7 separate regions of the Mus musculus genome follow, and all the other regions are linked to region 3. The links are chromatin loops, found by intact Hi-C in ENCODE. Cell type or tissue: left cerebral cortex. All regions are shown on one strand. Region 1 overlaps Cln6 (ceroid-lipofuscinosis, neuronal 6). Region 2 overlaps Pias1 (protein inhibitor of activated STAT 1). Region 3 has its middle 8.6 kb from the start of Gm25064. Region 4 overlaps Pias1 (protein inhibitor of activated STAT 1). Region 5 has its middle 30 kb from the start of Gm39354. Region 6 holds the start of Pias1 (protein inhibitor of activated STAT 1). Region 7 overlaps Pias1 (protein inhibitor of activated STAT 1).

The links. Hi-C counts contacts between places; a loop is a spot of excess contacts. Peaks named below come from ENCODE experiments on the same cell type or tissue, not always from the same donor. Only the 100,000 strongest peaks of a DNase experiment are listed, where the experiment ranks them.
Region 1: it touches region 3 in a loop (6-fold over the local background); 31 of 42 quality-filtered maps call a loop at or near these places.
Region 2: a loop joins it to region 3, with 4 times the contacts of the local background. A loop is called at or near these places in 12 of 42 quality-filtered maps.
Region 4: it touches region 3 in a loop (3-fold over the local background); 2 of 42 quality-filtered maps call a loop at or near these places.
Region 5: it touches region 3 in a loop (7-fold over the local background); 6 of 42 quality-filtered maps call a loop at or near these places.
Region 6: a loop joins it to region 3, with 3 times the contacts of the local background. A loop is called at or near these places in 27 of 42 quality-filtered maps.
Region 7: it touches region 3 in a loop (4-fold over the local background); 12 of 42 quality-filtered maps call a loop at or near these places.

What each region holds. Positions count from the first base shown.
Region 1 is chr9:62,845,873-62,849,872 of GRCm38, reverse strand. Cln6 (ceroid-lipofuscinosis, neuronal 6) reads right to left here. Exons shown (of 7, transcript NM_001033175.3): 3 at 3,821-3,919; 4 at 2,719-2,907; 5 at 2,233-2,288; 6 at 642-764. It also overlaps the pseudogene Gm10653. Among named protein-coding and RNA genes, the nearest start is that of Cln6, 9.1 kb to the right of the region's middle. In left cerebral cortex, a CTCF peak has its summit at 2,013 (motif pointing left); DNase peaks (open chromatin) are centred at 963 and 1,980; H3K4me3 peaks cover 272 bases; H3K27ac peaks cover 415 bases.
Region 2 is chr9:62,920,772-62,924,771 of GRCm38, reverse strand. Pias1 (protein inhibitor of activated STAT 1) reads left to right here. Exons shown (of 14, transcript NM_019663.3): 3 at 1,117-1,201; 4 at 1,444-1,491. Among named protein-coding and RNA genes, the nearest start is that of Gm35574, 58 kb to the left of the region's middle. In left cerebral cortex, no CTCF peak of the experiment used is centred here; a DNase peak (open chromatin) is centred at 1,823; H3K27ac peaks cover 2,043 bases.
Region 3 is chr9:63,122,651-63,126,650 of GRCm38, reverse strand. No RefSeq gene overlaps it. Among named protein-coding and RNA genes, the nearest start is that of Gm25064, 8.6 kb to the left of the region's middle. In left cerebral cortex, CTCF peaks have their summits at 389 and 2,310 (motif pointing right); DNase peaks (open chromatin) are centred at 1,909 and 2,368; H3K4me3 peaks cover 662 bases; H3K27ac peaks cover 697 bases.
Region 4 is chr9:62,879,651-62,883,650 of GRCm38, reverse strand. It overlaps Pias1 (protein inhibitor of activated STAT 1), which reads left to right. Exons shown (of 14, transcript NM_019663.3): 14 at 1,390-3,574. The coding sequence ends at 1,683. Among named protein-coding and RNA genes, the nearest start is that of Calml4, 24 kb to the right of the region's middle. In left cerebral cortex, a CTCF peak has its summit at 1,595; a DNase peak (open chromatin) is centred at 1,494.
Region 5 is chr9:63,056,574-63,060,573 of GRCm38, reverse strand. No RefSeq gene overlaps it. Among named protein-coding and RNA genes, the nearest start is that of Gm39354, 30 kb to the right of the region's middle. RefSeq lists an enhancer at 85-2,564. In left cerebral cortex, no CTCF peak of the experiment used is centred here; DNase peaks (open chromatin) are centred at 1,225, 1,605, 1,826 and 3,448; H3K4me3 peaks cover 545 bases; H3K27ac peaks cover 3,192 bases.
Region 6 is chr9:62,978,509-62,982,508 of GRCm38, reverse strand. It overlaps Pias1 (protein inhibitor of activated STAT 1), which reads left to right and starts at 1,630. Exons shown (of 14, transcript NM_019663.3): 1 at 1,630-1,661. The coding sequence starts at 1,638. It overlaps Gm35574 (a long non-coding RNA gene), which reads right to left and starts at 1,995. Exons shown (of 6, transcript XR_379535.2): 1 at 1,982-1,995. In left cerebral cortex, a CTCF peak has its summit at 1,593; DNase peaks (open chromatin) are centred at 1,561, 2,391 and 2,849; H3K4me3 peaks cover 2,045 bases; H3K27ac peaks cover 982 bases.
Region 7 is chr9:62,913,383-62,917,382 of GRCm38, reverse strand. The region is part of intron 6 of Pias1 (protein inhibitor of activated STAT 1); the gene reads left to right. Among named protein-coding and RNA genes, the nearest start is that of Calml4, 57 kb to the right of the region's middle. In left cerebral cortex, CTCF peaks have their summits at 877 (motif pointing right) and 1,950 (motif pointing left); no DNase peak of the experiment used is centred here.

The DNA.
Region 1 (4,000 bases), 280 kb after region 3:
TCTTTGCAGAGAACACCGTGCAACACATGGTCTCAGTTCGCATACTCCCTGGGGCCTCATCTCTTGCCAGCTTGGTTTCTGGAGACAATTGAGTTTGGGGATTCCATCCCAAGACATGGAGACTATTGTCATTACTGTCCCCTTGAAGGCTGGACCACTGACATCTAGAGTTGTTGCAACCCCGCGTATAGAACACTCAGAGGCACTTGGTAGCTTCTACAAGGTTACCTGTCTGCCTCTAGGGCACCCTAATGCCGACCTGTTCACTTAAGGGACTCCAGCTTTACAACCAAGGTCTGGGACCTTGGGGACATCATGCAACAACTTTGAATGACAACTTCAAGGCTGTTTTCTCCCTTTTGAGGGTAACAACATAAACATCCCCACCTCTCAAGGTGTCTAGCAACAGCTCTCTCTCTCTCTCTTTCTCTGGTCTTTTTCGAGACAGGGTTTCTCTGTGTAGCCCTGGCTGTCCTGGAACTCTGTAGACCAAGCTGGCCTTGAACTCAGAAATCCGCCTGCCGAGTGCTGGGATGAAAGGAGTGCGCCACCACGCCCGGCTTCTATGTGTGGGCTTTTACTGTGGTGGCTCAGTTAGTGCTTGTGCCCTTTGTCCACCCCATGTGCCAATGTCCACTCACCAGTAGTACAGACCACTGGGCACCACCAGGAGCAGGGCAGGTCCTGGCATGTGGCTCTCAGCCTTGCAGGTGGTGAAACAGCCACTGAAGTACATGAAGAGGATGAGGAAGAAGGGGATGTACCTGTGACAGAGAGGCAACAGCTTCACACGCCTGGCCAGGGGCTGTCCCCACCACCTTCCCACTGGTCCTAGTGTGTCACCGTGTTGGCATGTCATGCACACTGCTCTACTTCCAGCCTTTTCTGCCCTAAGAGTCAAGGTGGGAGGAACAGAAACTAAAAGGTAACTCTCATGCAAAGGCTCCTGTGTTAAAACTGAGGGGAAGGAGTGGGCGCCATGGTAACCACCTCCTGCCTGCCTTCCCTCTCTGGGCTTGGTGCCCGCCCTGTCCTTCATTCCACATGGAGATGAGGGGATGAGAGGCTCTGTCCCATCCATGTCCCTCAAATACCAGCAAGTCCAGTGCCACACTAGCCTGGCTACTGGGCTACCCAGCAGGGCTGAGGTCTGAGAGAACACAGTGCTGGGGGAGCCAAGGAGAGCTGTGAAGGCCCTCACTCACCCTCAGCCCACAGTCTCTATCCCATCCGAGAGTATGGCTTCTCCCCCTCCACACGGAGGGCTCCCTTTCTATTCCAACACACACACACACACACACACACACACACACACGTGCGCAAGCACACAGGCACACACAGGCACACTTGCTCATCACTCCTGCTCACATGCAACCGTTTTCTGTCCAGTGACACCCCGACCCTCAATCCCCAGTCCACCCCCCCAACCTCTCCTGAGTTCTCAGCTTGTTCCTCCTCTCCCTACTTCCAAAGGGAGGAGTCATCTATCTGTCAAGGTCAGGAAGAGCTGGCAAGAGAGGCCTTTCTGAACCAAGAGGATGAAGACCTATAACCTCAGACAGACCCAGAGACACCAGTGCTGGGCATGTGTGGAGGGAAGCGCCTCGCAGTGCTAGCCCATCACCTCCTAGCTAACAACTGCTCTCACCTCTTTCCTCTGGCTTTAGTTCATCTTGTGTAGGATGAAGGAAGAGGAAACCCTTTACTTGAGCCCTGTGTCTCTGACTCTGACCTCTCATGCCTGAGATTTTCCTGAGAGCAGCAGTAGTGGCGATGGTAGAGAGATTCCCCTGGGAGAATGTTCTAAGATGGGGAATACAATCTGTGGCACCCAGACCTGGCCCTGCTGGATCTTCTCAGCTTTCTACGCCCACAACTGTCTCCTGCACCAGACCCACAACTCTCTGTGTGTTTGTTTATCAGGACTAGGCTCCACCCTCCCCAACCCCAGGCTCATGAGGACGAGCATCTGCTTGCTGCCCTCTAGTGGCCGCTGTGGGAACTTCATGTAGGAAGGAGGCTCTAGGAGGCCCCCTTAAGGCCAAAGGAAAGTAGCTGGGTCTTCCTAGCATGCTGACCAGGGGTCCCACTCATAAAACCTTCACTGAGCAGAGAATACCATCCCAGATGTTCCACTCAATAGCTGGAGACCTGGGATCCAGGGAGCCTTGTCCAGTATCTCTTGGTGCCTGGACCCTGGATGGAACCTAGAGCAGTCAGCCGGTCACTCACCACATGCAGTGGCCCAGGTACTCGTCATAGTAGTACAACAGCTCAAAGGAGTCGATCTGAGAAGGCACAGGGGTGGCAGAGTGAGGGGGGCTGGGACCCACCCCTGCCCCCCTCTCTACCCTCCACCCACACACACCATTCTCATTCCCTCCCTAGGGTACCAGATGGGCCATGAGGAGCCAGTCACTGGGTCTTGCTATATAAACCAGGCCGGTCTTGAACTTGTAGCAATCCCCTTAGTCTCCTGAGTGCTGGGGTTATAGACGTGCACCCCACAGCCAGTCAGACACCGTGTCCCTTTGCAATTAGGAGCATACTAGTTTGGGTGACAGTAGACAACAGTGCCTTCCCTCACTTAGGTGCATGCTTGTAATTTGGAGGTAGACAGGAGAATCAGGAGTTCAAGGTCACCCTTGCCGACTTATACAATCTATGGTCAGCCTGGGCTACAGGAGTCATGAGGACTGGCAGGGGAGGCAGCCTCACCAGAGTCTCCGGCTTGAGGTTCTTGATAATGGGGTTCTCTCTGACGGACAGGTGGTGCTGGTACCCACTGAAGAGCAGGCGATGGTTGACTGAGTCTCCCACCAGGTGGATGCTGGCTCCCATGATGAAAGTGATGATGCTGACATAGACTATAGACCGCGGCAGCGTTCGGGGGGACCGCTCAATAAGCTGAGGTGAAGAATGAGGGCCATGGCATGCCCCTGCCTCAATTACGATGTGTGATAACCCTTCCCTCAGAAAAAAAAACGGGATAGAAAGTCCCTCTGGAAGTTGTGAGTTCCTTAGCAGGGCAGCCTAGCTACTGATCATGGTGGAGTGTAAACCCAGCAGGGTCTGACGAACTCACACTTCCTCTCCAGGAACATGAGGTGGAAGAGTTAGAGGCGGGATCAGAGCTTCAAGGTAGGCGTCCTGACCAGGCCTGGCCCTTCCACTACCTCAGTGTGTCCTATGTGTGCCTTAGGTGGGCTAGCATGATGCACAGATCTGAGTTTTGAGTGGCAGGCCCTAGCAAACAGAAAATGTCAGGGTGTATGAAATGAGCGTGGAAGTTCTAAAAACCACAGAAACTGAATCTTGAGGCCACTGTAATCTCCTACTGTTAGAGATTTGAAATGTCTTTCATTTTAAATTTTTTGTAAAAATTTACTTATTTTATGTATATGAGTACACCATAGCTGTCTTCAGACACACTAGAAGAGGGCATCAGATCCCATTACAGATGGTTATGAGCCACCATGTGGTTGCTGGGAATTGAACTCAGGATCTCTGGAAGAGCAGTCAGCACTCTTAACAGACGAGCCATCTTTCCAGCCCTCATTTTTAAAGAAACATTTACCGATTTCTTGTGCGTATGTATATGGGTACACATGTAAAGGTCAAAGGGCAATCTGTGGGCATTGTTTCTCTTTTCTGTCATGTGGGGAGGAAAGTCAGGCCATCAGGCTTGGCAGCCCCCGACCCACTGAACCAGCTTACAGCTTATGACACGGGTGTGCGCGCATGCATGCGTGAGAGAGAGAGGGAGAGGGAAGGGGAGGGGGAGGCGGAGAGGATGGGAGGGAGACAGGCCAGTCTGTACCTTTAGCAGCAGGAAGGGCGTGATGATGTTGTAGGTCATGTGAAAGTAGTCCCCGACACTTGGCTTGTTGAGAGGAAACCACTGGATCGGGAATACCAGCTGGGGAGAGAGCATCACTCACAGGGAGGCCTGCAGGCCACTGACACCAGCCCCTCAGACACTGAGCGCTTCGCTTCCTGT
Region 2 (4,000 bases), 200 kb after region 3:
TCTTGAGTACTGAGGGTACTGATGTGTGCCACCACACCCAGTGTATGGGATACAGGAGTTAACTAGGAAGCAACCTACCAACGGAGTCACATTCCCCAGCCTGAGATTTCTTAATTTACCTATTTATTCAATAAATAGTAGTTCAGAACTTGACACTCAGACACCGTGTGTGTGTGTGTGTGTGTGTGTGTGTGTGTATCTATGTGGACCCTAGAAGACAATGTTACATGTCTTCTTGCATTTGCTCTCCATCTTGGGACATGGCTTTCACTGAACCTGAAGCTCTGCTCTCAAGTTCAGTGAAGCTGGCTGGCCAGAGAAATTCCTGCTCTCACGTGCCGTGCCTATGTCTGTGCCTGAATGTCTTGGAATGTCTCTCAGAAAGCCAATGTATTTGTTGATCTCAGCATAGTTGGGGAATCCCTTGTGCCACAGTGATGCATGCTTCTTGTCTGCTTGCTGCCTTCCTTTTCCCTCCCCCTCCATCCTTTTTGTTCTTCATTCTTGTGTTTCACTTATATGTTGATCCTTTGAGAAGTGAACTCATCCAAGACTATGAAAAACTGTATATGACGTTGTATATAAAACATGTATGGTGCTCAGGTGTGGTGGTGCACAACTATAATCACAGCTTTCAGGCTCAGGAGAATTGTGTTTGAGGTTGACCTTTGCTGCATAGCATCATGGCAAGGCCCTTTCTCAAAACAAACAAGTTATTTCTCAAAATAAACAGAAGGCAGTGAAAGATTAATTTACTTTCAAAAATAATTGCAGTTTCACCTATGTAGATTCAAAGCAGGTACATTTGTTTCTTAGCTCAGAAACTCTGTATATGAAATTAGTATTATTGGTATGCTATTATAAGAGTGTGCATATAATTAGACAACTTTTGGTTGGTCTTTGCTATGTGTTCCTCTGAATTTGAGTTCTGAAATGCTGTTTCTGGAATTAGGCCTCTCTGTGCCTTTGGTTTTGATATATCACTACTAGAAATTTGTTAATTCTCATTGCTTTTGTTGTCTGGTCTCTAGGATATACAGTTAATTAATGATGTGGTTCTGGCTATGTCTGTACTGATGACCTTTAAGATTATTAAAATGTAACTCTTTTCTTCAGCTTCAGACAACAGCCAGCGCTTTCGGGAAACCTGTTTTGCATTTGCCTTGACACCACAACAGGTGCAGCAGATCAGCAGCTCCATGTAAGTCACCTTCAGTCTGACCTGCAGTTTGGTGTAAGCCCAGAACCTACCCTAGTAACTGTGTTCAACTTTCAGCAGAGGTACCATGCCCCCGCCCCCAGCTCTTTCCCTTCCTCCCTCCCACCTCCCTCTCCCCACCACCCCCACGTATGAGTACTGTTGACATTTCTGATACTTAGGAATAGAATGACATGTCTTCATGTATATATTTAAAAACAATTTTTATTCTTATTCTATTTTAGGGATATTTCTGGGACCAAATGTGACTTCACAGTGCAGGTCCAATTAAGGTACAGTGTTGACTATAATATATATTCAAGTTTTAAAATAGAGTGTTCCTTTAAAATTAATTTAAAAAATAATCTCCTCAACAAATGTATTGCAGATATTGAGTGAGCTACCTAGGAAGAGAAAGCACCCTGAGAGACTCTGCTTGTTGACCATTTGGGTCTTCTCCTTAGCGGTGCTCCTGGGGTAGTCCGGAAGCTGCATCTGATAGACACTTGAAGTATCAGCTTTTGGGCGGTTGTGGTCGAGTGGGCCTTTGAGCTAGTGCAGGAGGATCTTTGTAAGTTCAGCTCTGCTTTCTCTAACAGAGGCAGACAGGACAGCACAGCACAGCAGTCTGCAGTCTCACACACAAACACCAGATACTCCAGCCCGCCCCACCCTGTTTCACTTGTAATTTAAAATGCCCTAATTTAGAACCCACATGGAAGTTCTCAGAAATGTACAGAAGCATACCAACACACAGGCTTGCAGACACAACTTGTCAAGTTTTGTTTCTAGGCTCTTTCATTGCTTCTGAGGGCATCTAAGAAATTTTTTTCTTTTCTTCTTTTTTTTAATAAGGTTTTTTTTTTAATTTTTATTTTTATTTTATGTGTATTGGTGTTTTGCCTTCTTGTGTCTGTGTGAGAGTGTCAGAAGCCCTGGAACTGAAGTTACAGACAGGTGAGCTGCATGTGGCAGGCCCTGGTCTGTTGGAATAGGAGCCAGTGTTCTTAACCACTGAGCCACTGTCCAGCTCTCTAGCTTAGTAAAGGTTAGTCAGTAGGATGAGAAGGTACAATTTTTGTAGAAATCCTTGATTTTTCCAAAAGATTGTTCATTTAATGTAAAAACTAATGTTTTTGTGTGTTTTTAAAATAGTGTTCTATTTTCTGCAAAAGTAGCACCAAGCTGTGGCTACTCAGCATCTTTGGTTCTTTAGTAGCGAGGTAGCCCCTTGGCTCTTTTGACTGACTTTGTCTTGAAGGTGAGGTTTTGGCCCTGAGATCATGTTTTCAGTATATTCTACTGAGAACCAGCAAGATGTTTCAGGGGCCATATCAAAACTACTGTATGCTGTATCTTCCTCTCAGATTTGTAATGCATATGAGCCTGTATGCAACTCTGGAAAGATCTTTGATACCGATGCTTTAATTGTTTTGATTCAGGTTTTTAAAAGTTTAGTAAACTACGGAACCCTTTTGAAAGTTCATGAGACCTCCTCAATCCTAGACAAAAAACTACAGGCAACTAAGGAATCTTGAGAACGAGACAAATAGTCTTCTCCAGGGAAGAGCACACAGTTAGTTATCCAATGCCAAGTGATCAGCCTCGAAGACACATGCATACAAGGGGCATTATATGGATTGAGCATGTTGTAGTTATATATTTAGAAGCACACACACAATTGAAGAGAGAGGGGAGGCATATATTTAAAAGAGAGTAAGGAAAAGGGGGTGGTACCTAGGAGGGATTGGCAGGAGGGAAGGAGAAACATGATGTCATTATAATTTCATAAATGTCTGAGGAAGCTACTCTTCCTCAGAAGATAGTTAAATAAATTCTGAAATCATTGTGAACACTAGTACAGGTTGGTAGTCACAGCTTCTTATCCAGATACTTGATGGAGTTATTTACTGTTGGCCTTAAGCAACTAAGCTGAGGCATAAGGAATAAGGAGGCAAACTCGCACCCCTTGTTGTAAATCCATATATAACCTTTTTGGTTGTTCAATCAAAAGAGGGTGTTGCTGCATAGCCCTGGCTGGCCTGGAACTCACAGAGCTCCCCCTACTTCTATTCTCTGGGTGCTAGGATTGAAGGTGTGGCCACTAAACCCAGCCACATATAACTTTGGACTGTCCCCCAAACCTAACTATGAATGGCTGATTACTGATAACCTAGACAGCCAATTAGCACATGTTGTGTATGTGATATATTTGATGAAAATGAACAAGAACCACACGAGGACATTTTTACTGTGACTGTTTATAGTTTTGAAGGACTGCTCGAAGAGGTGCCTGAATCCGAGCAGTGGGGAGTGGGCAGTCACTGCACTGCAATCACTGCTGTAGAAATAGGGTGCAGGTTTGAAGTCCTTGTTCTCACTCTATTCACTCTTACAGACACTGAAAAATAAGTGTTATTCTTAATTCCGTATTACTTCCTGTCCCCAGCACATGCTCAAGGTCTGTCTGATTGCACAGAAGCAGGAAACATCTGTAAAGTCCCCCAGCAAGCATGTGTGGACCACAGTTCTGTGCAGTTGTCCCTTAAGATCTCAGCTTTGTGTTTGTTTTTCTGTGACTGGGAATGGCACCAGGTGTGGTTGGTCTGTGTGCATGGAGTTTAATGGATTTCTAAGTAGTAGATTTATACATATTTTGTGGTAACTTAGAGTACTATTATCTACATATATTTTATGCATTTATAAGCTATCTAAATTCTTAATGTTTTTAACATCTAGACTAACTAGTTTTTCTTTCAGTTTGTTTAAGATATCACAAATTTATGCACATGTGTTCACCTT
Region 3 (4,000 bases):
AAAGTGCTTCTTTTGCAGAGAACTTCATGGTTGTTCACAGTTATACAAAACTGCAGATCCAAGGGGTCCAAAACCCTCTTCCTTATTCAAAACAAGCTACATACCTCCAACATATAATGGCATAGAGTGGGCATTCTTTTTCTTAAAGGGAAGACTCGGAATGTTCATGGACAGGACCAGGGCAAGACTAGAATCCATCCGAGGGACACCAAATCCTACTAGGAGACAGTAAAGTGTAACCATTGGGGTGAATGTAAGCAGAGTACAATGACACAGGCATGGAAGCATCATGATGAACCCCATTATTTTAAATACTAATGGGAAAAGTCAATGATAAAATCAAGCCTGAACAAGGGGCTCTGCTGGCCAGAGTCAGTGCAGTGAGAGGAGGAGAGGGGGCGCTGCCAGGCTGCCAGGCTGCCAGGCTGCCTCCGCTCCTTGGCCATCCAGACCTTCCTCTTTACCTAGCACCTCGTGCAGCTGTAGCTAGAAGTGTGAGCAGGCAGAAGTGCTCAGGGGACAATGCTGTCGCTAGTCTGGCTCCCCAGATTTAGCCTCCTCATCCACCTTGATGGAGCTCCTGACACTTTTTAAAAAATAGATTAAATTTTTTGTTTGTTTTTGTGTTTTTCAGGACAAGATTTCTCTGTGTAGCTTTGGCTGTCCTGGAACTCACTCTGTAGATCAGGTTGGCCTTGAACTCAGAGATCTGCCTGCCTCTGGGAATAAAGGCGCGCACTACCACCGCCTGGCTTATTTGTAATTTTTAATTATGGGGTGGGGTATGCATGTATAAGTGAGATGCCCTAGGAGGCCATAAGAGAGCATTAGATCCCCCTGAAACTGGAGTTACAGGCAGTTGTGAGCTGTGTTGTATGGATGCTGAGAACAGAACTCAGGTCTTCTGCAAAAGCAGTTTGTTCTCTTAACCGCTAAGCCATCTGTCCAGCCGACCCCCCACATTTATATTTTTTTGTGTGTGTGTGACAGTTTCATGTGTCATGGGCTGACCTCTACCTCACTGTGTAGCTGAAGATGACCTGATCCTCCTTCCATCTCTGAGTCCAGGTGTGCAGCACTACTTGGGGTTTTATGCATTGCGAGATATCAAACCCAGGGCTTTGATAATGGACAGAGCTACACACCCAAACTCCCTTCTGGGACTTCCAGAGACAACAGTTCTACTTGGAGTCCTTGTTAGGAGATCATGAAAGCTCACCTCTCCTCACTGGCAGGATCATAGGCCAGAAGTTGGGTAGAGCAGGGTGGCCTGGGCTTGAAAGCACATCTCTTAAGAGGGTCTTCAGAGATGAAGGGGAAAGCTGTGTCACTGGTCACAGGGCCGTGCCATAACCAGGCATGTTGTGGGAAAACAGTAGGGAAGATTATTAAAGATGTAACAGCTGAATGACTGAGGGAGGGCATCCGAGGGGACGTCCCTCTCTGAACAATCTTTTATGTCTCCACCTTCAGCAATCTAGCTATGCCTCGTGCAGCCCCAGCCCTAGACTCAGCATGTCAGTCTGGCTCCTGCCTTGACTTCCGTTGTCTGGACCTAGGAATCCCCCTTCTGCCTAATAGTAGGGGCCACCCAGTATCCCTTTCTTCTTCTCCTTTAACATTTTTTAAAAAGTAGGTGTGTGTGTGTGTGTGTGTGTGTGTGTGTGTGTGTGTGTGTGTGAGTGTGCACCCGCGGACGGGCGGGCACATAGTACCCATCTCTTGGGGCTGGAGTGGTGAGCTGGATTCTGGGAATTGAACTCCAGTTCATCTGGAAGAGCAGTAAGTGCTCTTAACCCCTGAGCCATCTTCCCAGCGCCTCCTCCTTCCTCTCACAAATGACAATATCGTGTTGCTGTTTACAGTGCTGGCAAATGCAGCCTGAGCTGACAACATTCTCACTGCTAAATTTGGGTTCCGGGAGAAAGCTAGGAATCGACCACACGATATGCATGTTCCGAGAAAAGGCCATCTCCTCACTTCCTTCCTTCCTTCCTATGGTGCTCTCTGGTGACCTCTTTACCCGCCTATCTATCTAATACTCCCGCCCTCTTCCCTTTTGTTTTAAACATTCCTCATTAACAACTGTTCTTATTGCAATAGCCTGAGTCAAATCTCAAGCCTGGGACGCTTATTCCTTATAGTTTCTAGAGGTCCTTATAGATGTCAGTTGAATGGGGAATTTGCCTGGAGTCCCAGGTTCCAGTCCTGACTTACTTGTGTCTGGCTTCCCTTTCTAGCAAGTTCCAGTTCTGGTCTGAGAGAGTGACGAGGGGAGGTGGGGCCCAGGGAACAGCTGTACCTTTCTCACGCTGCCACTAGAGGGCGACAGCTCCGCGCAGGAGGCCACTCACTGTTGTGGCTGGCATTGGTCTCCTGCAAGCGAGCTCGCCCTGGGTGCGACGCCTTCCAGGAGCCTCCAGCTGCTCTGCACACCGCCAGCCCTGCTCTCCAGAGACCCATGAGTGGGTGGGAACAGCCTTCGGAGGCCAGCCTCCTGTCTCTGCTGCTAGCGCCGGTCGTGACAACTCCCCTTCTCTGGCCTCGCCTATCTAGGTGGAACAGACTTCGAAGGGTCCCGATTCAAGGGGAAATGGGGGTAGGGGGAGCGCAGGAGCTTCGGAACCACTAGCGTCGTATAAGTGGACCAGCCGGCAGAAAGATGGGGACCAGGGAACATGAAGGAAAGATGCTAGCCTTTGCCGGCCTGAACGGTGTGTCAGAACTGAAACTGGGGTTTTCGCGGCCCAACTCCCAGCTCTTGGGCTGGAACCGTCTGGATTGGAGGTTTCCTACTATGGAGTGGGGAGGACAACAAAACAAACAACCAGCCACTGCAAGAGAAAGGGACCCCTCTGGACAAGCAGCCCCACACCAAGTGTGCTTTCTTAAAGAACTACAGCTGGGGAGTTTATTTACTTGTGAGGAGGGTGGCATTTGCTTGAAAGTGCCTCTGTCCCCAGACACATTTTAAAAACTTAAAGCAGAGAGCTCGACTTCAGAGCCAGCTCTGGCAATTGGATTAACCTTTCGGGGAAAGGTTTCATTTTCTGTGTGTGGTTCAAATTCTTCAACACTAACATCTGTAATACCAGAAAGCAATCATTCACTTCAGCTGGCAAAAACGATACAAAAAAATGCAAAACAAATAACAAAACAGGAAAGGAACAAATGAAAATCTAAAAACCACACTCACAAATAAAACCTCAAATAACAGAAACTTAAAGCCAAACAAAAGCCAAGTACGGTGGCACATGCCTATAATCCCAACACTCTGGAGGCAGAGGCAGGTGGATCTCTGAGATTGAGGCCAGCCAGGGCTATACAGAGAAACAACAAACAAACAAACAAACAAACAGACAAAAAGACAGAAAACTAACAAAAATCTCCCCAAACCCAAATGAAACAAACAAACAAAAAAAAAAAAACCCACCTTCTTCAAGAATTGGGAACCAGGACCTGGAGAGGTGGCTCTGTAGTTAAGAGAACTGGCTGCTCTTGCAGAAGACCTGAATTAGATTCCCAGCATCCACCGGGCAACTCGCAACTCGAAATTTAAGCTCCAGGGGTTCCTATATCCTTTTCTGGCCTCACCAAGCAACTGCATGCACGTGATTCAAGGGCACAACACTCATCCACTCACATTTAAAAAAAAATGTTTTTAAGAAAGAATTGGAAGCTGGGCAGTGGTAGCACACACCTTTAATCCCAGCACTTGGCAGGTGGATCTCTGTGAGTTTGAAGCCAGCCTGGTCTACAGAATGAGTTCCAGGACAGCCAAGACTACACAGAGAATCTGTCTCAACCTTACCCCCACCCCACCCCCCCCCAAAAAAAAGACAAAGAAAAGAAAGAATAAAAACTACAGAAAATGTTCCTGGATGCCTCCTCAGAGACGTTGGTGCTGTTCTTTCTCTACAAAATGAGGATAATGGTATGAACAGGACAGGAATGTCCTGAGGACTCAGTGAACGTATGTATGCAATAGCAGACATTCCAG
Region 4 (4,000 bases), 240 kb after region 3:
GCACACATGGTGTTGCTTGGTGTAACAGCATGTATTTGGAAGTCAAAGGACAGCTGTGTGGAGTCAGCCCTCTCCACTTCTGTATGTGCTCCACCCATTGATCTCAAATAGTTGGGCTACACAGCAAGCACTTTACCTGCTGAGCCACCAAGCTGGCTGATCAAAGAGATTTTGGGAAAGGGACAATCCAAGCAAGGCCCACAGCATGTTCTGAAGAATGGGCACCCGCTCAGCATGAACCCTAGTAGGTCATCGGGGATCCGGAAGCAGGCATGGTCCCTGTCCTGAAAACCTTCCAGGAAACAAGATGTGGCTAGTAGACTGATTGTAACCCCTGCCTGACCTGTGTAGACCTGAGGGAGGGTGTGTGTGATGAATTTGTCTTTTTAGAAAAATACATAACTATATCTCCTATATAGATAGGAAGAAAGGAATTTTTTGCATAGCCATATGGTGTATTCATGTTTTAAGTGTTTAATTATAAAGAATTAAGTAGTCAGAAGCCTAAGATTTGTAGGCAGTTAATGGTTAATGGGGGAGACATTTTCTTCAGTGATATAGCCAGTGGTAAGTTGTCTGTGCTCTGTAAGCAACACTGACATTTGAAGTGGACTGTTGGAAAAGGAAGGAGACCAGCTAGGGGAAGAAAGAGCAAGAGAAAGTAGTAGAAGTGGTTATGGTTAAAAGACATATACACGTGAAAATGTTAGAACTCATTGTGTTTAATTTGTATGTTATGAATGTTTTAAAACAAAGTAAAATTAAAGAAAGATAGCTTTGGGATTTTTTTTTTTTAATAAATATAGAATGGTCTAAGCACAGAGTGCTGGTAAAGCCCACATAGTGCACAGATCTGTCCTCAGCCTTCACAGCCACTCCGCAGTGCTCCCTGACCCGGAGAGACTTGCAGCTCCGCACACCCGACTCAGAGTGCCCCACGCAGGTGGGACATTGCTTGGTTTTTACAGCAAGTTCTTCCTGCGCTTCCCAGCTCAGAGATGTTCATGTGCGCAAACCCTTTGCCCAGCACCTACAGTGCTGAGAGCAGAAGCAGGCTGCACCGAGCTGCAGCCCAGCCTGGGAGCAGCTGAGCAGCTGTGAGACAGTTCTCAAGCTGAACTTGCCATTGGAAATGTGGGATGTATCCTTCCTACTGCTTCTGAACACCTCAGAAACAGAGGGCTAAGAACTGCATGCAATACAAACTACATGCACACACAATCAAAAATGTCATTCCAGTCTCAGATACCATGCCAAAGCGCTCTCAGTAATAGTGACCAGTCGTTTACTACAGAATGTGTTGTCACTTGAGGAGCCTTGTTCTGCTGAGAAGAGTACGCCGAGGTGCATCTGATTGTAACAGAGTGTTTTGTCTCTGGTCCCTCCTAGCATTACAACACCTCCCTGCTAGCCGCAGCTGCAGCGGCGGTCTCAGATGACCAGGACCTCCTGCACTCCTCCCGGTTTTTCCCGTATACCTCCTCGCAGATGTTTCTCGACCAGCTAAGTGCAGGAGGGAGCACATCTCTGCCAGCCACCAACGGAAGCAGTAGCGGCAGCAACAGCAGCCTTGTGTCTTCCAACAGTCTGAGAGAGAGCCATGGCCATGGTGTGGCCAGCAGGAGCAGCGCAGACACAGCGTCCATCTTTGGCATCATACCAGACATTATCTCATTGGACTGACGCTCTCACCCTGCTGCTCCCACCCCATCCCAGATTAAATGACTTGGCAGAAGAGAACTCTATGCTCTGTTTTACCTTATCCTGTTTAGAAAAGTATACAAGCGTGGTTTTTTTTTTCCTTTTTTTTAGGGAAAAAAAAATTAAAAGAAATGTACAGAGAACAAAACTATATTTTCAGTTTTACTTTTGTATATAAATCTAAGACTGCCTGTCTGATAAAACACTTGTTTAAAAAAAAAAAAAAGAAAAAAGAAAAAGAAAAAACAAGCACCCACAAACCTTCAGTTCATTTTTTCTGGATTCTGAAGACTTCACCATTTGTCCTGTGGTTTGGGTTTTATTTTACTTCAATGGCATTATCTTTCTTGCAATAACGGAAACAATTGCATGTATGAGGTTTAAATTGTGGGCTTTGTTGTGGGGATGGGTTTGGGATAGCTTTGATTTCCATTTTTTAAAAGTGACAGACTTGGATTCTGTTTGTGTGTGCGTAGATTTTACCAGCCTTAAGTTATGAGCCTCGTCTATCTTACTGCATACCCTTTGTTTTCAAGACAGAGCTTGTGTGCGTGAGTGCGTGCGCGCGTGCGCGCAAGAGCGCCTGTGTACCTGTATGTGCTGTTCTGTCGTCACTCGCCCCTCCTCCTCAGTTTGCATTTGGTTATTATCACTCTTGTGTGAGCATCTTTCTCAACTCTCCCTAGGTGCATGTTCTCCATCCCAGATCCTCTGTGATCTGCTGTCTACCCTCTACGAGTGTGTTTCCCAGAAGTGCTGGAGCAAACGCTGCTTGGATGCGCAGTCTGTGGGCAGGCCCTCGAATGACAATACACTTCTGTTGATTCTAAGTCTGAATTGCCAGTATTCTGTATGTAATCCAAGGCTGTGAGCACTTGCATTTTGGCAACAGGGTAACAAGTTTTCCTTGAGGATCTTCATACCAAAATGGGATGTGAAAGAACCCCCGTAGCCCCGTGGGGTGTGGAGCTGGCAGAGGTCGTTCCGTTCCACCGAAAGAAAAGAAGGAAGGAAGGAAGGAAAGAAAGAATCGGTTATCCTAAAGTTAACAGTACAGCACAGCCCACATGTGGATCCATACCAAATCTATCTGATAAATAGTTGAAACTCAAAAATAACCTTAGTTATTTTGGTTTTCTGTCTCCGAGTATACTTCCTTTCTTAGCCGTGTTCTTTTTTCCTTCACCTTTAGTGAAAGCATGACATAGGAAGCCTTTTTTTTTTTAAATTCAAGAACCAATTGGTCTCACCTACTCTCAATAGCAGAATATGTAAATATATTAAAATTTGTTTCAGGAGGTGATTAAGGGTCAAAGGAAGGAAAAAATACTTCTCATACTTGAGAGTCCGCAGAGAAGAAAGCATGCTCTGACAGTGGGAGATAGATGGCAACTGATGGAGGATGCAGGTGTAACTGCAGAGAGCCAGGGCACACCATCACCAGCTCCTGCACTGGCTTTTATGTCCCACCTTCATGTTTTCAGAGTTGTGGAAGGACCATCTTTGTGTGTGGTAAACTTGTTTTCAAGCCTTGCATCCATAACAGAAGGACCGGTAGGTATTAATCCAGGTAGAAGTCATGATGACTGTGTCTTCAGTTGTATAATAAAGGAAGTGGTTCACATGACAGCGTGGCATCTAAAAATAATATCTATTTTATAGTCTCTCTGCTACTAAAATGTCGACTTGAATTTTTGAAAAAAGTTGGTGTTGATATGTATATGTGTGTGTGTGTGTATATATATATGTATTTATAAACAAGTGCGTGTGAGTAACATCATCGTCTTCCCCTACGCATGTGTGTTCCACACAGAAACGGCTGTGTTAGAGTCACAAAACAATTCGCAATAAAACAAGACATTTGTTATCAGTTAAAACCAGAAATAGTTATGTTTTTAAATTCATCTGGTGTTATGAATACAGGTTCTACCATCTCTCATTACTGTATTAATTTAGACTCACTTCAGATAACCATAATTTGTCTAAATTGGGATTATAGTGGAAATCACTGAAATTTTGAGGTGTTTCTATTAACATAGCAATAGGAAACATTATTTTAACTGAGGTAAAATGAATAGTTTTCTTTGTTCTTGGTTTTGTTTGGGTGTTTTTGGTTTGGTTTGGTCTGGTTTTGGTTACTGTTAGTAGTTTTAGGATACTGATGCATAGTTTTTTGTGTCTGATGCTGAATTACAAACTTAAAATAATCCAGTTTAAACCAGCTCTCTGCATTCTTCATGCCAGCTATAGAGGGGTCACTTTCCTTCGGTGTCCTGCCTTGTACCAGCCTAAGGGGAGA
Region 5 (4,000 bases), 66 kb after region 3:
TTGAGCCCCCCCCCACCCCCCATCAAAAACAAAACAAAAAGTTCACTCACCCTTGGCTAGCCTCAGCCTCCTAATGGACTATCCTGAGAAGTGTTTACCGGGCCAATTCCATCTCTAATTTTTACCTCAAATGCTCGGTTAACATGCAGGTTCCAACCTGTCAGGATCTCTCTACAAAGACCTCTACTGACCTTTTTCTGGTGATTACCTCTTCATCATATCATAATCCCAGCAACAACCTTCTCCTAAAGGTGATCTAGCCAGCCCTGGTTGCCTGGTGGCAGAAATAACCCAGCAGGGCGCAGGAATGTAGTTCAGTAGGTAGAGCACTTGCCCAGCTTGCACAAGGCCACTGGGTTTGATGCCCAGCATCGTATAAAACTTGCCATGGTGGCACATGCCTTTTATCTCAGTACTTGGGATGCAAGGGGTTTGGGAAGTTTAAGTCATCCTTAGCTATCTAATGAGTTGGAGGTCATGGAAACCTTCCTCTCAGAAAAATCAGCGCTGGAGAGATGGCTCAATGGTTAGGCATCAGTATGGTTCTTGCAGAGAACCCACATTAAGTGTTTCACGGTTGCCTGGAGCTCTAGCTCTAGGTATCCAAATCTAAAACCTCTTCCAGCTTTCTGTCTGTCTGTCTGTCTGTCTGTCTGTCTGTCTCTCTCTCTCTCTCTCTCTCTCTCTCTCTCTCTCTCTCTCTCATACACACACACACAACACTCACACACACATTTAAAAATAAAATAAGTCTTTAACTCCCAGATTCTACAGAAAATGAACTCCAGGATCTTCTGGCCCTGGTCTCAGCTCCTCTCCCTCATCTGGCAACCTGCTGCCTTCTGCTCTGGTTGCTAGCTGGGTGGGGTATTCTAGGAGACTCTGCAACCCAATGCTCCCTGACTGTCCTCTGCCCTCGCAGTAGATGCCTGGACATGCTGTTCCTTGGAGGTCAAACTCTGCCTGTAGCTCCTCTGCCAGGAAGACAGGCAAATTCTTCATGCAAACGGGGGATCGTTTTAACGGGTTGGGGCCCCTCTGCTTGGAATCTAATTTCTGTGTGCACAAAAAGGAGTTGAGAGGATGGAACTCTCCAGAAGCTGAGATTCAGAGGAGCTGTGGGCTGAGTCCTAGGGAAGAACCGTGGGCCTGGGCGTCTGAGTGGGTAGCGAGGGGCAGGGAGGAAGGAACAGGCTCCTAGGCTCCTCCCGGTTGCCTAGGTGACAGGAGGTGGGAGGAGGACCCAGAAGTGCAGGCTGGGTTTATCCGGCATCTCAGATCTTAATTCAGTGGAGTGGCACCCACTTCAGCCGCTTTGATCCCAGCAGCTCAGCCTCCAGGGAGAGTGGGGCGGGAGTGCCAACACAGAAGAATTCTTATCCATTCTTTCAGCTCCGTCCTCAGGGTTCCGCCTCCCCTCAGAAATAATGTCCACTCTGGGAAGGGACTAGGGAAAGTCTCCTGGCCTGCGTGGTTTTCAGATGCTTGTTTCAAAGGAAATCTTATCCAGAACCCCTATATGGAAAGCAAACATCGGGAGCCACTCACCTCCTCTGCAGTGTGTGAAAAGTCATCTGGGGGGAAAAGAAGCCTTGCTTGCTTCTTTGAGTACCCCGCAAATGAATTCATGGCAGTCCACGGGCCTTCCAGTGGGCGCCCCAGAGCAGGGGAAGCAGGGCCCTAGACGGAGGCGAACAAGCTAACTAACTGATCCAGGAACTTCCACAGCTAGGGCAGCATTACTCCTTTTGCAAAGGAAACTGAGTCCTGGATCGACACAGCGGTTTGCTAGGAGGGGTGTCCATAAAGGGAGAAATATCTTCTACTGAGCAGCTGAATATTTGGCTGGCTCCAGCCGTGACTCTTAGATCAAATTCAGGGGTGCCAGATGGCGCAGGGGCGGAGCACAGGCCTGGGAATCTCATCCCTCTGTTACTATGGGGGGTGGGGGTAGGAAGGGGGGACACGCATGACCTTGGGGGGATTTATTTTGAAGAGGCAAAGGGATCATCCCCTAGTTTGCAAGAGGTCCAGAAGAGTAATAGGATTAAATGGTGCTCCAGTCTGTTTTTTTTTTTTTTTTTTAAATTGTTTCTAAATGTCAGGGCCTCCTTGGGAGAAGGGGGCAAGCACACTGGCTTTTCAAGACTATTTGACAGTCAGTTTTTAAAACCTCATTATTTTTTCTCATTTTACATGGCTAATTATAAAGTAAGAGAGAGTCAACTCAGAAAACATGAAGAACAGAAAATGAAAGGAAAAACAATAAGATCATCCATAAACATAGCTCTAGACACAGCCGGTGGCCACTTCCTTTTAACATTTTTTCCTTGTACGGAACACTTCAGATTGTAATTTTTAAAATAACCAACGAGTAATGTCTAACAGACTAATATTAGACCATAAAAGTGAGGCCTGTGGGATGGCTTAGTGGATTAAAGGTGCTTGCCACCAAACATGGATGGTCTGAGTCTAATCCCTGGAACCTGCCTGGTGGAAGGAGAGAAGAGATAGTTCAAAGCTGTCCTCTGACCTCCACGTGTGTGCCACGGAAAGTAACCCTCCCCCAACAACACACAAATTAAATACATTTAGTGATTTCTAAAAAGAGTAATCAAGTTAAAAATCTGCGTGAGACCTCCCAAACAGTACAGGCTACTCTATGCTCAAATGGAGAGACCATATTGTAGGAGATACCACACATACTGATTACGGGACATGGAAAAATCAGGTTGTGGCACACCAGAAAGCTTCTTCCGGGACACCTAACTTTCTATAGGGAAAATGTCATTATCTGTCTACCCACCTGTCAATTACAATATGACCAGTGTGGCAAGACATGCCCGTGGGTACAATACTGACACTATGTTATAGGCACAAGCAACTGCCTTCTGACTGTGCTTAAGGCCCACTCTCTAGGAGGAAGCACATGCCTGGCATATTGTAAAACTGGCCAAGAACCCATGTTGGGAGCTCACCAGCAGAGGAGTGGAATAATATTACTATTATTCTGTGTTGGAGATTGGTTCTAATGCTTTGTTGCAATAGGGAATCTGAGGGTCCAAATGCTAGCGGTCCTTGCCCCCAGTTGGTTTTTGATCGATCAATAAAGATGTGAACAGCCAATGGTTAGGCGCAGGACAGGACCCTTAGATTTTGTGGATTAGGATGCAGAGAAGAACAGAGGAGAATCGCCATGACTTGGGGAAGAAGGATGGGACGAAGTCACTGCAAGAGATAAAGCCTACCACCATGAGAGATTTGGGTAAGTGGCCACTGGTCACTTCCCTGATTGTGCCTGGGGCAAATGGGGAAGGTTTAGAAGTTCTCAGTCTTTGAGTAGCCAAGGCATTTCAAAAATAAGCTAGTGTGTGTGTGTGTGTGTGTATGTGTGTGTGTGTGTCTTTCATTCACAGATCCAAAGATAGCTCCTCGGTGGGTGCACAAGTGCCATCTGCAGGGAGCACAAAATGGAGTAGCTAAAAACTCCCGCTACAGTTCTGCGAAGCGGGCTTACTGTTAAGCTGCCCTCCAAATGTGCATCTTTTAACGTGAGACTAGTGCCCCTCTTAGACCTCATTAGAGAAGGCTCTGTGTTCAGCAGACGGTTATTCACATAGGAACATGCTGTTTTGTCATAGCAATGACATAGTATGACTCGAACTCAGCAAGCATTTTGCTGACTAAGCTATTGCTTTATCCTTTTTTCGTTTATTTAGACCAATCCAATATTTATGAATATTGAAAGGAATTGTATAAAAAATAGTATTAAATAAATGTACATTCATTTGTGTAGAGTGGTATTATGTATTTCTTACGTTCCTTCTTTCTTTTTCTTTAATTCATTTATTTTGGCATTCATATTAGCTCTGAGGATCTGCCCACCTCTGTCCTCCTGCCTAGAATTACAAAGGTGGATAAGCATTCCTGAGTTCTCTGCAACAACTGCTCTTAACCCCTGAGTTGTCTCTCCAGACCCTTTTGCTAGTGAGTAAGAATT
Region 6 (4,000 bases), 140 kb after region 3:
CTTGGCTATCTTAGAACAAGTTCTGTAGACCAGGCTGACCTCGAACTCACAGAGATCTGCCTCGTCTTTATAGCAAATTCCAGGGCTGAATAGTGAGACTCAGGAGAGAAAAAGGGTGGAGGGCGGAAAGGAGGGAGAGAGACGAGGAGAGAGGAATAGGGGTGGGGGTGGGGAAGCTACCTAGTAAAGAGACAGGAATGGAATGTTGGGACAGTGGCAGTGATGTGGAGGAAAGTTCAAGAACTCTGTTTCCAGAGAAAGCAATCACATCAACTGTTAGCAGTTCCCTCTAGGCAATTGAGGTAAGCCCTGGGAACTGAGAGTGGGCTTCGAAAAGGTGTAGATGAGAGCTCAAGATAGGGCAGGCAGTGGAGCTGCCTCAGGATAGGTTTGGAGGTAATGCCACTGAAGAAATGGGAACAAGTACTTGTAGAAAAATGAAGTCTTGTTTGTGAATTTATTCAGTGAAGAAAGCGGAGAAATAGAGTACCCATTGAAGGTAATTTTGGATCCAGAGGAAGCATAAATTTAAGTAAGGAATTTTGGTTATGTTTATATGCTGATGAAAATGATTCCTTGAAGAAAGGGGGTTGGAACTATAAAGATACTGGAGTAAAACATGTGGGCATGTGGGAGTGAAATAATCCAGGTCACTGGTCAGGACCTGGCCTTCTTGAATTCAGAGTAACCCAAATGTTAAGAGGATTTTGATAGTAAAAAGTTGATCAGTTAAAAAAGGCTGGGGTTTTGAAGGAAGCTTTTAGTAGATAGGAGTAAGTCTAAATATCAATGTAGGTGAAGAAAACCCTTCTGGGATTAAGCACACCCCACCCCCCCCAATCCATTTTTCTCTTGGTGAGCCTTTTAATCTCTATGCTGTTCATCACCATTAGTAATTATATCTTAATAGTTCACAGATCTGTACCCCATGAGCGACAGGTCAGGGATCTTCTCTAATTTCTGACTACCCAGGGTGACGCGATGAATAAATGTCTTCAGAATTTGCCTTAGCTACTACTGTTAAATGCTGTTTAGGAGAGTCCCTTTTTCCCCTCAGAGCTTTTATTTCGGAAAAGATACCATGGGAATGATATATATATATATATATATATTTTTTTTTTTTTTTCTTTTTTGGCCTAACTGCCTCATCATGAGGATCTGCGTAAACCCAGAAACGCTTCGTCAAATTCTCCTTAGACAAAACTGACTAATTGGCTAGTTGTGATCGACCGGCAGCTGGGTAGGGTACAGGTGCAGAACGCATCTTGCGCATGGGGGCGCGCCGTGGCTTCAGTCAACTGGGGCTCAGAGGGCAGCCGAAGGATGAGACTGAGGCCAACACCTCCCCAGATGTGGCCTCTTCCCTGGGCGCTACTGGCTCGGCCAGTGTGGGGGCGGGGAGGCCGAGGGGGTAGTAACTGTCAAACTCCCGCTTGGCGCCATTATTTAAATAGTGCGTGTGGGTCTCGCAGCTGTGCGTGCCCGGGGCGGGGCAGCGAGCTCCTGGAGTGGGGCGGAGGCCAGGGGCGGAGCGGGAAGGCTGAGGGGCGGGGTGGAGGCGGAGTCAAGTCCGCTAGAGGGGAGGTTCCAGCGCGGCCCCCGGCGAGCTTCATTGCGCTTGCGCTGACAGACGCAAGATGGCGGACAGTGCGGAACTAAAGGTAAAGCGCAGCTCGAATTCACTTCTAATATTCGGCCGCGGAGACGGCGCCGCGGCTGCCGGGGGGATGGGTCGGACCCTGGGGGGCCCGCTCGGGCCGGGCTCCACCCGAGTCTGGAGTTGTAGGCGGGAGAGGCGCTCCGGGCCTTAGTGGAGGGGGCCTGGCTGCGGCGGGCCGTGGGCCCCGGGTGCCTCGGGGGCGCTGACGGGTCGTCCCCGGCGTGTTATTGTTGTGGGCGCCTCTGGCGGGGGTGGCGGGGCGAAGAGAGAGTGAGTCGGGACGTGGCGGCAGCGGCGGTCCCCGGGGCCTGGGTGCCTTACCTTGCAGCCCGCCTCCCCCCCCCCCCCCCATGGGCAGCCAGGGGGTGGGGGGGTGTAGGCTGCTCTGGGAAGAGGGGGATCGGGAAAACTGCCCCGCTGCCGCTTCCTCTTCCTCTTTCGCCGTCCCGGGCTCCTGTCAGGCGCAGCGCTCGGACCCCCGGGAACTTGGCTCCGGCCGCCCCGCCCCTCCGCGGCGCCCAGGCGCCCCCGCCTCGCTTGCCGCCGCTGCCCGCCCGCCTGTCAATGGGTGCCCGGCCAGAGGGAATGCGCGATCCCGGGGCAATCGGCTAGGGAATACGAGGGAGAAGCTCTTGGAAAGTTTAGCGAGCCCGGAGCCGGCGTTGGGGGTTCGGCTAAAGGGTTGCAGGGGGAGTCTGCCCGGGCGGGACGTTACTGTTTCTCTCTTGATTTCGGGCCACCGGGGAGGGTGTGTGTGTGGTGGTGGGGAGCAACCCATTGAAAGAGTGTGCTTTTGGGAGCGGTGGTGGGGATGCAGCCACCTCTCTGCACTCTTGCTGTCTCTGGTGTGGCAGATGAGAGCAGCCTTGGGGGTCTCTAAACACACCATGATGGCGATGCTATAGCTGATGGAGGTGAATGGTTCGTGTTTATATCCCCCGTTGCCTTTTGTTTGTTAGGGACATCTTGCTGGCCATGTTGATTTAAACGAAATTCTCCTCCCACCCACCCCCCATCCCACCCCAACCTCCAATAAATAGAACGTTCCATCGTTCCTCTCAACTGTACCAATTACTCATGCCTCGCGAAATTAGATGAAAGGGTGCCCCCTTTCCCCCGCTTTTTCTCCCACCCCAATCTTTACCTGATGATGGCTCCTTTACTGAAGCACATATACCACTACACAAGCAGTTGGGGGAGGGCTGGTGGAACCCTTATGATTGGATTGTGACAAATGGGTCTCTGCTTGAATAATTCTGGTTTAGTAGCAGGCAGGCAGTTCTTAACTAACGCATATTATTTAGAGGCTCTGAACATGGTATTCCCTTCTCTGGCTTCCTGTGTGCGAACCAAACAGCTGGTTATAGCACATCTCTGTCAGAGTGGAGATTGGGCTATGCAATTATAAATCCTCAGGGAGATTTAGAAATTCTTTTTATAATCAATAAAAAAAATTATTATTTTCCCCATTATAATGAAATAACTTCTAAAACAAGCAGACCACTACCTGTGTTTCTGGACACTTTTCTTTCCGTGCACCTGTGTGTGTGTGTGTGTGTGTGTGTGTGTAAAAGCCTCACTGGAAGATCTTTTTTTCCTTAGTAACTTTGGAGTGTTAACATATCAAGATTTTTGTACAAGATTTGGGTATTTGTTTTTTTTAAGTTTACTTCTAATTACTAACTTGTTTAAGACAGAAAATCTTAATGGATAGCGCCCCCCCCCCCTTTTTTTTTAAGACAGAGGTTTGCTATGTTGCTGAGGTTGGTCTGGAACTCACTGTGTAGACAGACCATACAGGCTTTAAACTTCAGGGATCCTCTAGCCTCTGCCTCCTTAGTGCTAGGATTAAAGGGATTAAAGGCATTCACCACCATTCCTGACTTGGATAGTTTTTTTTATCCCAATTTCAGACTATTGATTTCACCAAGAAAGCCTCTGAAATTTAACATTTTGGAGACAACCACCTTGCATAAAAACAAACGAACAAAAAACCCCAGAGCTCAAGTATGTGTATTTTATGTAATTATTTTTCTGTCACTATGTTACTGTCATCTTTTATTTTTGATTTTGTTTTGAGGCAGGGTTTCTCTCTGTGTAGCCCTGGCTGTCCTGGAACTCACTCTATAGAACAGACTGGCCTCAAACTCAGAACTCAGAGATCTGCCTGCCTCCTGCTTCCCAAGTGCTGGGATTAAAAGCATGTGCCACCCCCATCCTCTTCAGAGTTGCTGCTGTCTTATCTTTGCTTCCTAATACTTTTTAGGAGTCAATTTGAAAAATAGCTGGCCAAGTTTTTTATACATGGACCATGTAGTAAGGCTTGAAAACCATATGGGA
Region 7 (4,000 bases), 210 kb after region 3:
AGGAGGAGGATAGTCAGTAGTGAATTGCATCCTTGAAGGAGCTCATAGTAGCTAGGACAGACAGCTTCCTCAGTAGGACAGTAAAATGATTGGAGGGGCTAGAGAGATAGATAAGTTCTGGTTTTGTGATTTCTCTCACATCTGTCTGGTAGGAACTGAGATAAGCTGAGAGAGAAGTTACAGAGAGGGACTTGGAGACAAGTGGTGAAGGTGTTAGCATGAGACACTGTAAAGCTTCCCTTCACATTATTTCACCACATATGAACTGTGGAATTTCTTAACCACACACCTTCCACACTTTGCTTCTAGGTCTTTCTCAGACTCAGTAAGATTTCTTGAGAGTCACAGATGAGTAGGGCAACTGGAGGATTTTAATAGTAATCTGTAGTGTTTTCAGTCCCAGGAGCCATAGTTGTCCGTTTGCTCAGATTCTCCTCGACGCTGCTCAGTGAGTGCATAGGTGGGATAGTTGTCCTGCATCCGTAATTCCTCTGGTGCTTTTATCATTGCTATTTCCAGTGTATCTTTTGTTCTTTTACATTTCCGAGGGTTATTCATTGTTTACTTCTTCAGAAGCTACTGGTTTGTGGCTGTTTCCTACTTAAGTTCATATGTTGGTTTTGTTGTTGTTGATTTCTTAGTTTTTCCAGGAAGGTAGTGTTTAGTTTGAGATTGTCATTTTCATAAATGATAAGACATATATATGCCTCATTTATTTCTTCTTCTAGCTGGAACATTTTAAACATAACAGATGCTAATTAAATCCTTGATTGTTCCTGTGTCAAGCAGAATATTACTACTATTATAGTATTAAGTATTAGAATGACGTTTGTGTGTGTGTGTGTGTATGCAGGAACATGTGAATATGTGCACAAACAAACCAGTAGAGGGCATCAGCATCTGCTTCTGTCACTCTTGGAGGTGCCTCTGAGGCAAGGTATCCTGACCTAGCCTAGAAGCCTAGCGAAGTCCTCAGCGATTCTTCTGTCTTCACCACTAGTTACAAACCTTTAGAAGAAAACTCTACCTATACCCTGGCTCTCAAGTGCTCATTATCTCTGAGTCCCACCATGAGGTTTTTGGGTTGGTTTGCTTGGTCATTTTGTTGTTCAGCTGGATCTCATTATATAGTTTTAGCTGGCCTGCAACTCATGTAGACCAGGCTATATAGAACTCACAGAAATCCAGCTGCCTCTGCTTCCTGGGTACTGAGATTAAAAGTATGTACCATCATGCTCAGCCCTGCTATTAGTTTAGAACTTAGTTACAGTAATGATATATTTATAAGATTTCTCTTTTATGAAATTTCTTTATTAGAAATGGATTTTGAGAGCTAGGAATGTAATTTAGTTCAGAAATTCCTTATCTGCCATGCAAGAAACCCATCCTACCCCCCACCCCACCCTATCCCAGTATTCCATAAACTGGGCATGGTGACACATGCCTATTCTCCCTGGAGTCAGAAGGTAGGAGTACAAAGATCAGAAATGCAATGTCATCTTTGCATTTCTGCAATAAAAAACATAACAAAAGGTGCTTTGTTTTTTTGGTTGGTTGGTATGTGGGGTGTGTATGTGTGTAATATCTTACCAAGGCAGTAGTAGGGAGAAGAGGGGAGGGGTACTATAATGATTTTTATATAGCACTAGAGGAAAAGGGGACAACTCTCCCACTGGGAGTCTTCTAGACAACAGAGATAGAAGATCTGTAGCCTAAATGCCTGTTTTGGTTTTAGTTTTGGAGACAGAGTTTTTCTGTGTAGTGCTGGAATTAAAGGCAAGTGCCACCACTGCCTGGCTTAGAGGCCTTTTTTAAAACGTAAAAAGAGGGGGCAGATAGACAGATGGCTCAGCAGTGAAGAACATTGACTGCTTTTCCAGAGGTCCTGAGTTCAATTCCTAGCAACCACATCATAGCTCACAACCGTGTATAATGGGATCTGATGCCCTCTTCTGGCATGTAGGTATAATGCAGATAAAGCACTCATATACATAAAATTTAAATAAATCTTTAAAAGGTAGAAAGGAAATTATTTTTGTAAATCTCAGATGACTATAATTATTTTAAAATCACTAGTTTAATTCAGCTTGTGAGGATACTCTGAAGAGTGTGTGCAGAATGTCTCACTCTATTATAGATAGATACTTGATCACCTGGCCTGGGCTGCAGGGGTATAATTCCAGCTACTTAGGAGGTTGAAGCACGAGAATCTCAAAATTAAAACCAGCCCAATCAGTTCTAGGCTGGCCTACGTAACTTAGTGAGATTATGCCTAAAAGTACAAAGTAGAAACAAGGCTGTAATTACCTAGTAGAAGGGGTGCCTAACTCACAGGAAGAAGCCTTGGGAAAGGAGGTTTGACCTCTGGGAAGAGGAGGTGAAAAGGAGGAAGAGATAAGTCTCTTCAAAGAAATTAAGTAGACTCCACACAGTTCTTGAAGGAGAGAAGCGTATTGTAACTTCTTGTTCTACTCTGTGGCACTGTATTTAACATTTATTAAACTTGCACTGTGGATGGTGAAATTATTTGAACACTACTGTAAAAGGGGGACAGAGGACATTGTTTGGATTATGGAGAAAGTATCTTACAGACTTAAACAATTTTACAAATGTTGTAAAAGTACAGACAAAATGAACAATTAGAGATGACATACAAATAGTTGGGGCCTAGGTGGTACCTTAGGGCTGGCTGGCAGACACACTGACTAGCTGCTGCTGGTTTGGTGTCTTTGTGTGCAGTGTCTCCTGTGACACTGGTACAAGTGGCGCTTCACTCCTAGCACTCCTGCAGCATCTGGTTTCCTCTCTGGTTACATGTTTCAACTAGAGCACATGTACCGTTTCACTGAACTCGGTTTTGGAAGTTGTTTGTTTGTTTGTTTGTTTGTTTGTTTTTATCTCATCATAAATATTAATAGAAAGTCCTGGGTGTAATTCCAAGGTTGAAGGTTGAAGCTGTCAGTCCAGAATCTCACAATGTTGATTAGCATCTCTCCAGTTTCTGTTTGGAGTGATGGTGAACAAGGTTAGGGTTTCTTCCTCAAAAACTCTTTCTTCTGTATTAGATTAGTTAATAAGTTGTGTGCTTTAAATGTAGGGACAATGTAATCTTGTCCCTCCCTTGTTACAGTACTGTGGAATGTGCTCTAATGAAAGTAAGTTTGCTGTTTGCGACTCAGTTTGTTTCCCCACCCAGAAAACATGAGAACTTGACTGGAAATGTAGCTGGAGGGTGTGTCCCTTTGTTACTAAGTGTAAAGACATAGAACTAGTGCTGGGAAAATAGCTCCATGGCACAGTGCCTTCTTAGTGGATGAGGCCCTTGCTTCAGACCCTAACTCTGGGTGGGTGGGTAGGTGGGTGGGTGGGTGGGTGGATGGATGGATGAATGGATTGGAATGTTCATGGGGTTAGGCTAGGATGTTCTAATAAACTCTGATGTGTTGAAGACTTAATGGAACTTGCTCACTCAGCACTGCCTTCTGGCGTTCTTCCCCTTTCCTCCTGGTTTCTACTGCCTGGGCCATCCCAGCAGTCACATGATCATAAGCATAGTGTATAATCTGTGCCTCAGTTTCATCAGCCCTTCAGAATAGAGCAGTATCTTTTTCTCCCCTACAGACCTTACCAAGTTGTAAGGACATCTGTAGCATATCTCAGGAGTGCATTGTAAACGGCTGCTATAAGGAAGACTGCTTTCTCACTTCTTCCAAGCGTCTTGATCTGCTTAATCCCATTGCACCCTAACCAAAGAGATCTTCAGACCTTCCCCTTTCCTCCCTCATAGTCTTGGCCTTTTTTCTCTTCCTCTTTTCCAGCCACGCACCCTTTACTCATCTTGGCTTGCTAGCTGCTTCTCACACCACCTTCTCAGGGAGTCCTTATAGGCATTGGGTGTCCTGCTCATCTTCAAGCAGAGCTTCTCTGTGCAGCCTTCACTACTGTTCCACTGCTTGACGTCTGCATGGCCCAAGTCAAGTATCTTTAAGATCTAGGAAGA